Regions from separate parts of the Mus musculus genome. Here region 2 is linked to region 1. The links are chromatin contacts, found by Hi-C in ENCODE. All regions are on one chromosome and are shown on one strand. The core of a region is the stretch at or near the end of the contact, and the rest is flanking DNA. Distances in the headings are between cores, read along the strand shown.

What was found. A loop is a pair of places that touch in the nucleus more often than their neighbours do.
Region 2: a loop to region 1 is called in a map of T-helper 1 cell, with 4 times the contacts of the local background. The contact joins the promoter of 4930520O04Rik here to the promoter of 4921528I07Rik in region 1. A Hi-C loop is called at or near these places in 6 of 37 maps with a recorded cell type or tissue (ES-E14, T-helper 1 cell, gastrocnemius and 2 more).

What each region holds. Positions count from the first base shown.
Region 1 is chr9:114,315,723-114,319,897 of GRCm38, forward strand. 4921528I07Rik (RIKEN cDNA 4921528I07 gene) reads right to left here and starts at 1,306. Exons shown (of 27, transcript NM_001384245.1): 1 at 1,209-1,306. The coding sequence starts at 1,233.
Region 2 is chr9:114,366,693-114,371,124 of GRCm38, forward strand. 4930520O04Rik (RIKEN cDNA 4930520O04 gene) reads left to right here and starts at 1,632. Exons shown (of 3, transcript NR_040383.1): 1 at 1,632-1,792; 2 at 2,297-2,371.

The sequences.
Region 1 (4,175 bases), core at 56-2,555:
TGTGACAGTGGTGTCCTGTGATAAAGTGACCATGGATTTGATGTCATAAAGTAGATAATGCCTAGGACTTCTACAGACTTGAGACATCCTGACGTGTACACTGGAAACCTACCATCTTGGTTAATTAGCTTTTCACAAATATGAACCTCTTTATATTTAGGTTTTGCCCAATTCATCAAGAAAGCTATAGCTCTCTGAAGCAGTGTCAGGATAAATAAACCACATCACACGTGAAAACAGCAGGAAGGGTTAATACATCTTTTCAGCACCATGTTTCTACACGCACAGAAGAACGATTACCTCTGCATACTATTCTTTTTGTTCACCATATACGAACACTATGCTCACGGATTACTGTAAATAGTTCCTGACTCTCTAGTTAGTTCACCAGTCTAATTCATCTATTCTCTACTTCATTTGTTGAAATAGTGATCAGTCATTCAGAACAAAATAATCAACTTATTGGGTGATACCTCACTCCAAAGAGATGTGGGTCACAATGTTACCTATTTGTGATGTCTACAATTCAGGATAAATCATAAATTATGGATTTAAATTATTCAATATGGAGTAGGTACACACTCTAAACCTTCACATATGTGGAAAAGACATACCTACATTTTAGTGAATAAATATACCTAATAAGAAAATGACACGAAATGTTTGTTAAAAATGAAAATAGGCACACATTATAGTGGGAGATTTATATCATAATTTATCCCCACCACTGTGAAGCCACTCCTTTTTTCTGAGGTTAATAATTTCAAAACAGAGAACCTTAGTTATTTCTTGGTATGTCTATGATATAGTGTTATGTCTGTGAAGCACAATCTTGAGGGAGGAAATACAAACATATATAGACACATACGTACATACAAACACATTAAATTCTAAAGTCAAAATATTTTGTAGACTAAAATATAATATATAATAAAACATAATTCTAGAGCCAGGCGTGATGGTGCATGCCTTTAATCCCAGCACTTGGGAGGCAGAGGCAGGCAGATTTCTGAGTTTGATGCCAGCCTGGTCTACAGAGTGAGTTCCAGGATAGGCAGCGCTACACAGAGAAACTCTGTCTCAAAAATTAAATAAAATAAGACATAATTCTAATAATACAGCAGTTATAAGTATTTACACAAAATATTTTGAGAAATATTAACCAGTCTATTTGAAGCAAAAGCACTAAATGGCTAGCAATATCATACCTCTGGTATCACAACAGTTACCCATTATACTCAGATTCCAACACTACTATCGCTCTGTAGTTATAGACGTGTACTCTGAGGAAATCTCAAAGTATACTGGCACTCAGCACTCAGGCCTGAACATAACTAGGTACAGGTCAGCCATAAGTCACAGAGCTTGCATAGTGAACTCATAATCATACCATGACAGCCAACATCTGCTACTTAGGCAAGTCTGCTCATACAAGGTCAGGACGACAGTGTGGGTTATCATAAATGCCAATGTTCTTGATCTAAGAACAACCAACTACAAAGTTAGTTTTCTCTCATCTGCTTACATGGTTCTAAAGAACCATGTTAAAATGCCTACTTCACAAAGGTCTTTTTTGATCACTCTCTCACACATCAAAATGTGAGCTGTCAGCTACTGCTCCAGTGAATTTTTGCCTGTCTGCTGCCTTGCTCCCTGCTATGATGGTCATGGATTCTAACTCCCTGAAACTTAAAATTCTAAGTTAAATATTTTCTTTAACAAGTTGACTTGGTCATGGTGTTTTATCACAAAAAAAAAAAAAATAGAAAAGTAACTAAGACAGCCCCTAACCATGTGTCTATCTGTCCTTAATAGTTCAATTAAAGACATAATTAATGTAGAAAGATTAATTGGATGTTTCTATCCCACTTTTGATCATTTACCTCCCAAATAAAGACACAAAACTTTTAAATTTATAATAAGCCATAAAAGCACTAGAGCTGAGCAGATATCCACCCTTTATGCTAGTCAGTCTACTTTCCAGTCAATGATCCTCAGGGACAACTTGCCATGTTTCTCATGGCCCACTCCTTTCCAAATGTCTGGCCCTCATTGCCATGTTCTCACTTTCCACCTACCCCTGCATCTTCTTCCTTCCTCTTCTCTTTTCTCTCCTGGTATTCTCTGCCTCAGACCCCGAGCCCCGCACCTGAAGCCTTGCCTACCTCTCTTCTGCCCAGTTACGAGCTGTCAACCTGTTTATTTAACTAATCGCTTTAAACTAAGGAGCAAGTTTCCATAGCATCACTTGGTATATGCGATGATTTCCTCTTGACCAAGGATCTCCTCATTGCGGCAGCCAGATCTTGTGGACCAGCATTGATCACTACAGTGCATAGCAACAGACCAAACGTCAGCACACAGTGAATACTGAAAAGCAGAAGAGAAAGAGTAATAAATTCTTTTTAAATTTTTTTATTTTTCCAGCTTCAACCCCACTGGACAGGTTTCCATGAAGGTTGCCCGGGCTTCTCTTCTGCATTCCCACTGACCACCACAAGATGGCACCCTATGAAAGCCTGTTGATGTTGGATGTGGTGGTACATTGGGAAGAGAAACAAAGGTCTATTGACTCCTCCACCAAGACCATCCTCAGAATCCTATGAGGTTTAGTTTTTAACAAAGTCAAGAAGTATCTATAGCTGGGCAATGCTGGTCAAGTTATTTCCTCCTTCTGAGCTTCAGTCTCTCCTGATAAGTGATATGATAGATTGTACGTGCCAGAAAATTAGTCCTCCTTATGGTTTGCCCAAGGGTCTTAGCTTGTTCCTTCTCCCAGCATGAGATTCTTGGCATCCTCTGTCTAAGCTGTTCAGTGCCAAAGGGAGTAACACAAGCATCTCTTCATATTTCATACATGCCAGGATGGTTAGAGAAGTAGATGCTCTGAGCACTGGGAACCATTGCCTTGAGCCCTTACACTTCCTCCTTCCTCTATAGTTTCCAGGGGTGGCAGAATAGAATAGTCACAATGAAATGATAGAATTACCACTCGTTATTAATACTTCACATATAAACTAAGATCTGCAAGTGAAACTCAGTTCTAAGGATAGAAATGTCCCCTCAGTGGGAGGCTTGGCTAAGTGTTTATGACTTCTGCTTTATGTCCAACCCCTGCTCCTTAAAAATATGTGATACCCTAGCAAGATTATGCTGAAAGGACCCTGATATAGCTGTCTCTTGTCAGAGTATGCCTGGGCCTAGCAAACATAGAAGTGGATGCTCACAGTCGGCTATTGGATGGATCACATGGCCCCCAATGAAGGAGCTAGAGAAAGTACCAAAGAAGCTAAAGGGATCTGCAACCCTATAGGTGGAACAACATTATGAACTAACCAGTACCCCGGAGCTCTTGACTCTAGCTGCATATGCATCAAAAGATGGCCTAGTCGGCCATCACTGGAAAGAGAGGCCCATTGGACACGCAAACTTTATATGCCCCAGTACAGGGGAACGCCAGGGCCATAAAAGGGGAGTGGGTGGGTAGGGGAGAGGGGGTGGGTGGCTATGGGGGACTTTTGGTATAGCATTGCAAATGTAAATGAGCGAAATACCTAATAAAAAATGGAAAAAAAAATATGTGATACCTAAAGTGGCATGACAAATGAGAGGTGGGAAGAAAGGGTTCTGGAAACCCCCCAAGATTTTCTAATGGTAGAGACATATGGCTATTAAATCTACCTACAACTAGGGTTGGTGCCTGAGATGACAAAGGAGGGGGCTTTCCTTCGGAAGTTACCCTTGACTAGATAGATAAATGCCTCCCAAAGGTTTTATGGATAACTGTCCTGACAAGAGTAAAAGTATCCCGAGCTTTTGTACCCGCCAGCAAGAGCACACTCAAGACAACCGGAATCTTCTGCAGCAAAGCTTTATTGCTTACTTCTCAGGAAGACCCCGACCCCAGAAAATGGAGTCGCTTATATAGCCCTCAGCCATGGCATTTCAGCACCTGATATGGCGTGTCAGCTCCTGATTTGTTACTCGCCCATCACCCCAAGATTATGCCCCGAGAATGGGCAGTTATCAACTTTCCTTTTTCCTCTCACTCCTCTGTTGACCAACCACATCATCCTGAGAAGAATTTTAGTAATAGGTGGATATAAAACCTTCAGACTGAATTTAAAGAAAATGGGAGCATAAGGATTTAATAATATAGTAAATTCTTGGGACAA
Region 2 (4,432 bases), core at 382-2,881, 51 kb after region 1:
TGATACAGTTCCTCAGGTTGTAGGGCTCCTCCAACCATAAAATTATCTTCACTGCTAATTCATAATTTCCTAGTTATACGTCATAATGTAAATATTTTTGTAGCTATAGGTTTGTCAATGGCGTCTCCACTCACAGGTTGAGAACCACTGATCTGAATTCTCTTGTTATTGTGATGAAAGCTAACACGTAAGATCAAAAATACATACTAGAAATCATTTTGAAGAAAGCATTCATCTAATGACCTTAAAAAGCTAATACTGTGGCTATGGAGATGGCTCAACAAAGCGTTGGCTTTGCAAGCCCAGGGACTCCAGATTGATTCCCATAGCCACATAAAGATGATGTTAAATGTGGCTGGCCCATGCTTATAATTTCTGAGCTGGAAGGCAGAAACAGAAAGATCTCCTAGACTTGTGCTCAGCCAGTCTAGCCTGATTCCTGAGCTCCAGATCAGTAAGAGGCCCTATCTCAAAGGGAATAAATGGTGCTCCTGAGGATAACACCTAAGGCCTTCAGCCTCTGCATGCACGTGTGTACCTGAGCACATAGATGTAAAGAGAACCAAATTAAGACCACAGGCTTGAAATGTAGCCCAGAGGCACAGTCCTTAACCAGATTCTGTGACAAGCTTTTACCATATGTCATTCTATTCCCTACCTTCTATCTATGGCAAACCTTATGTGATGTTCTTACCCAAACGGCTTTTATTCACTTACTATCATTACTACTGCATGTGTGCATGATGTGTGTGTTGACCTGCATGCCACGGTGCACATATGGTGATCAGAGGACAGCTCTGTGGAGTGTATTCTCCCTTCCATCTCTACATGCGTTTCAGGGATTGAACTGAGTTCGCCTCATTTTCATGGCAAGCACCCTTATCCAGTGAGTCATCTCACTAGCCCTGTTTGCAGTAATTCTGAAATTCTGTCTGGTCAGAGTTGATGGAAGTTTCTTACTGATTGCTTCGGGAAGGTCAAAGACTTTGGTGTGGGGCTGGTAAGATGGCTCAGCGGGTAAGAGCACTGACTGCTCTCCCAAAGGTCCTGAATTCAAATCCCAGCACAAAATAAATCAATCTTGCCGTAAAATAAATAAAGGCCAATTGGTGGCTTTTGACCTGCTGCCTCCTCTGTGAAGCAGAATGACTTCTGAGGATACTGACAGTATAATTGTCCCCAAAGTCTGGTAGTGGGATGGGTGGGGCTGGGTTGGAGGTTGGACCTGGCTGGGCGCCCAAGCAGGCATTGGATAGGGAGCACCGGACAGCGTGGCTCTCTGCAGACCAGCGGCGTCCCCAGAGTGCACGAAGGATAAACGCGTGGCTTTTCCGTTTCACCGGTGTAGTTCTGTCCTCCAAGGTCCCTTCGGCAGAGCGGCTGCCACCCGGGTTAGACTTGGGGTGAGGTCAAGGCCACTCCAGGCCGCCAACCGTCTCGAAGCAGGTGGTACAACGCCTCCAACTGCGGCAGTTCCTTTGAATTTTGACGCCACTCCCACTCCACGTAGGGCTAAGCTGCCTGCCAGACTCGGAAGAAACCGGTGGCGGCGAGCCAGCGGGAGCGCGCGCAGCAACGGACAGGAACGCGGCAGGCGGGCGGCGCGCACCTCCCCCGGAAAGGCCGGGAAGAAAAGACCCACAGCTTTTCCACGCGGTGCTTCAGGAACGGCCGCGCCCCCACGTGCTCTCGGGTGCAATCCGTAACAGAAGGAAGGAAGGACAGCCTCGCTCTGACTGCACCCTAAACTATAAAGGGACCTGCGCGGAAAGCTGAGGGTTCTCTTTGCGCTGTAGGTTACTCTTTTAGGCGACCTGGTGACCAAGCAAAATGTGGGGTTACAGAGTAAATTTAGATGCTCCGGTTCTGCGGAGCAGCCCTCCGCACTTGAGCTTAGGGTACCGGTGTAAACTACCTGGGAGAAGTGCGCAGCAGCAAAAGAGATTTCAGGATTGGAGCCTAGGCCCTGGGGAGATTGGGACTGGGCAGCTTGGCTGAAGGCTGCGTGCGTTCTGGTTCCTCAGTCCCAGTTTGGGTGGGTTCTTACACAGCGGGGTTTGCAGAAAAATATGCAAGGCCTTTTGTGCTGTTTGGAAGGTACTGGTGACACCTAAGTGACATCGGATTATATGCACATGAACCCTTTCACAGGGACCATGGCGTCATCATTCTTAACATCATCAAAGCAGTTGCAAAAAGATACCAAGGTAAGGGAGATACAGCTTAGTTTCCTAATTGAAGTATTAGAGCAATAGGAAGTGGTGTGTGATGCTTAAAATGTGTTTCTTTTCATTAGATGAAGGGGTGCCCAAAGCATCCGAGAGAACTCGTCACAGAAAATAACTTGATTAAAACCTGACTCTTTTAAAAGGTATGTATGAAATCTAGATTGACATTTTTGCCAGCATACATTTTTACTGTTGTGAGATGAGAATCAGCTTCCCGGAAATGTGTTCTGAAATAGTCCTGGCCAAACACTGCAGCTTCTCCTACTCTGGCCTTTTTAATTTGGAGTAGCTGTAGTGAATGCATGGTGTATAAGTTGATTGTACAAACAGTTGTGAGACATACCGGGTCTGAACAGTGATGAACTATATCCCGAAGATGATGACCTGAAGACAGATACAGCTTCTGAGAGAAGACCATCGTGTTTAAGTGAAGTAGTAGTCTTGTTTGTCATGTTTCCCAAGGGCTTTTGTTTGTTTGGGGGATAATCTCTCCTGCTGCGCAAACTGGCCTCGAACTCATTAGGCAGCTGAGGAAGTCCTTGAACTGCAGACACCCCAGCCTGCCCCTCTCACGTTCCGGGGTTCCACCATGTCTGGCTCTCTCTAGCCTTTCTTTTTAATTCCTCTGGTCTGATCAGCCATAGCCACAAGACACTCCCTCTGTAGGGCACTGAGTGAATAGCTGTTACCAAGCAAATATCTGTTCCAGGCCATCTCTGTACTGACCATATTTGTTCAGAGGTTCATTGAGCCACTGGTTATTTCTGGCATGTCTGCATGTCTTTTTTTTTTTAATGACTATTTTTAAAGGCTGTGTAAGGAGGGCAAAGAGAACCTAGGCATAGGTTTTCCAAAAACGTGACAAGGATGGAGGGTGGTGGCGGCAGGAGAACCCTGGAGCGCTGGGTGCTTCTGGACATCAGCTCCTGACCACCTCTCCAGCAGCACTGCAGAAGTGTACACAAGGTGGCTCCTGAAGCTGAGGGTGGGGTTCTGGGGGGGGGGGAGAGAAGGAGGGTCAGAGATGCCAGCAGCATATCCTCCAGGCTAAGTAAGCCAGGGTGTTAGTTACCTGGTCTTCTGTGCTTCTCTGTGTATGCATGTATATTTGTTCGTGGATGGAGACCTGTGTGCATGGGGACCAGAGGACAAGTTAGGGCGACATTCCTCATGTGCTACCTACCGTTTGAAAAAAAAATTGTGTATGAGTGTCTTAGTTAGGGTTTTACTGCTGTGAACAGACACCGTGACCAAGGCAACTCTTGTAAGAACAACATTTAATTGGGCCTGGCTTACAGGCTCGGAGGTTCAGTCCACTATCACCAAGGTGGGAACATGGTAGCATCCAGGCAGGCATGGTGCAGGAGGAGCCGAGAGTTCTCCATCTTCATCTGAAGGCTGCTAGCAGAAGACTGGCTTCCAGGCAGCTAGAATGAGGACCAGTGTCTCCTACTCTGGATAGTGTCAGTTCAATCATGGTTAATCTCCTGTCCCTCATGACGATGCGACTTCACTTTACGACATACTTAAGAATATAGGATAAGGGCTGGAGAGATGGCTCAGCGGTTAAGAGCACTGACTTCTCTTCCAGAGGTCATGAGTTCAATTCCCAGCAACCACATGGTGGCTCACAACCATCTGTAATAGGATCCAGTGCCCTCTTCTGGTGTGTCTGAAAACAGTGATGGTGTACTCAAATACATAAAATGAATAAATAAATCATAAGATATATTTATAGGATAAGCCAGATATAGTGGTACACACCTTTAATCCCAGCATTGGGGAGGCAGAGACAGGCAGATACATGAATTCGAGGCCAGCCTTCTACAGGGTGAGTTCCAGAAAAGCCAGGGCTACATAGTAAAATCCTGCCTCAAAACACAAAATCAAAATAAAAACCCTCGGGGCCATGAGAGTGAACTTTTATTGTTTAATTAAATTACTCTGGTGCTGAGATGCCTTCTCAATATTTACATTTATATTCATCCTGACTGATGCTGCTCACAGCCTTTAGAGACACCTTCTTTGTACCTGTGTGTGTACCACGTGTGTATGTACACCACAGCATATGGGTGGAAGTCAGGGGACCACCTGTGGCAGCCACTTCCTTCTTTCCACCATGTGGACCCAAGGGGTAGAACTCAAGACATCAGGTTTAACAGCAAGAATCTGACTTGCTGAGCCATCTCCTCACCTTATTATTA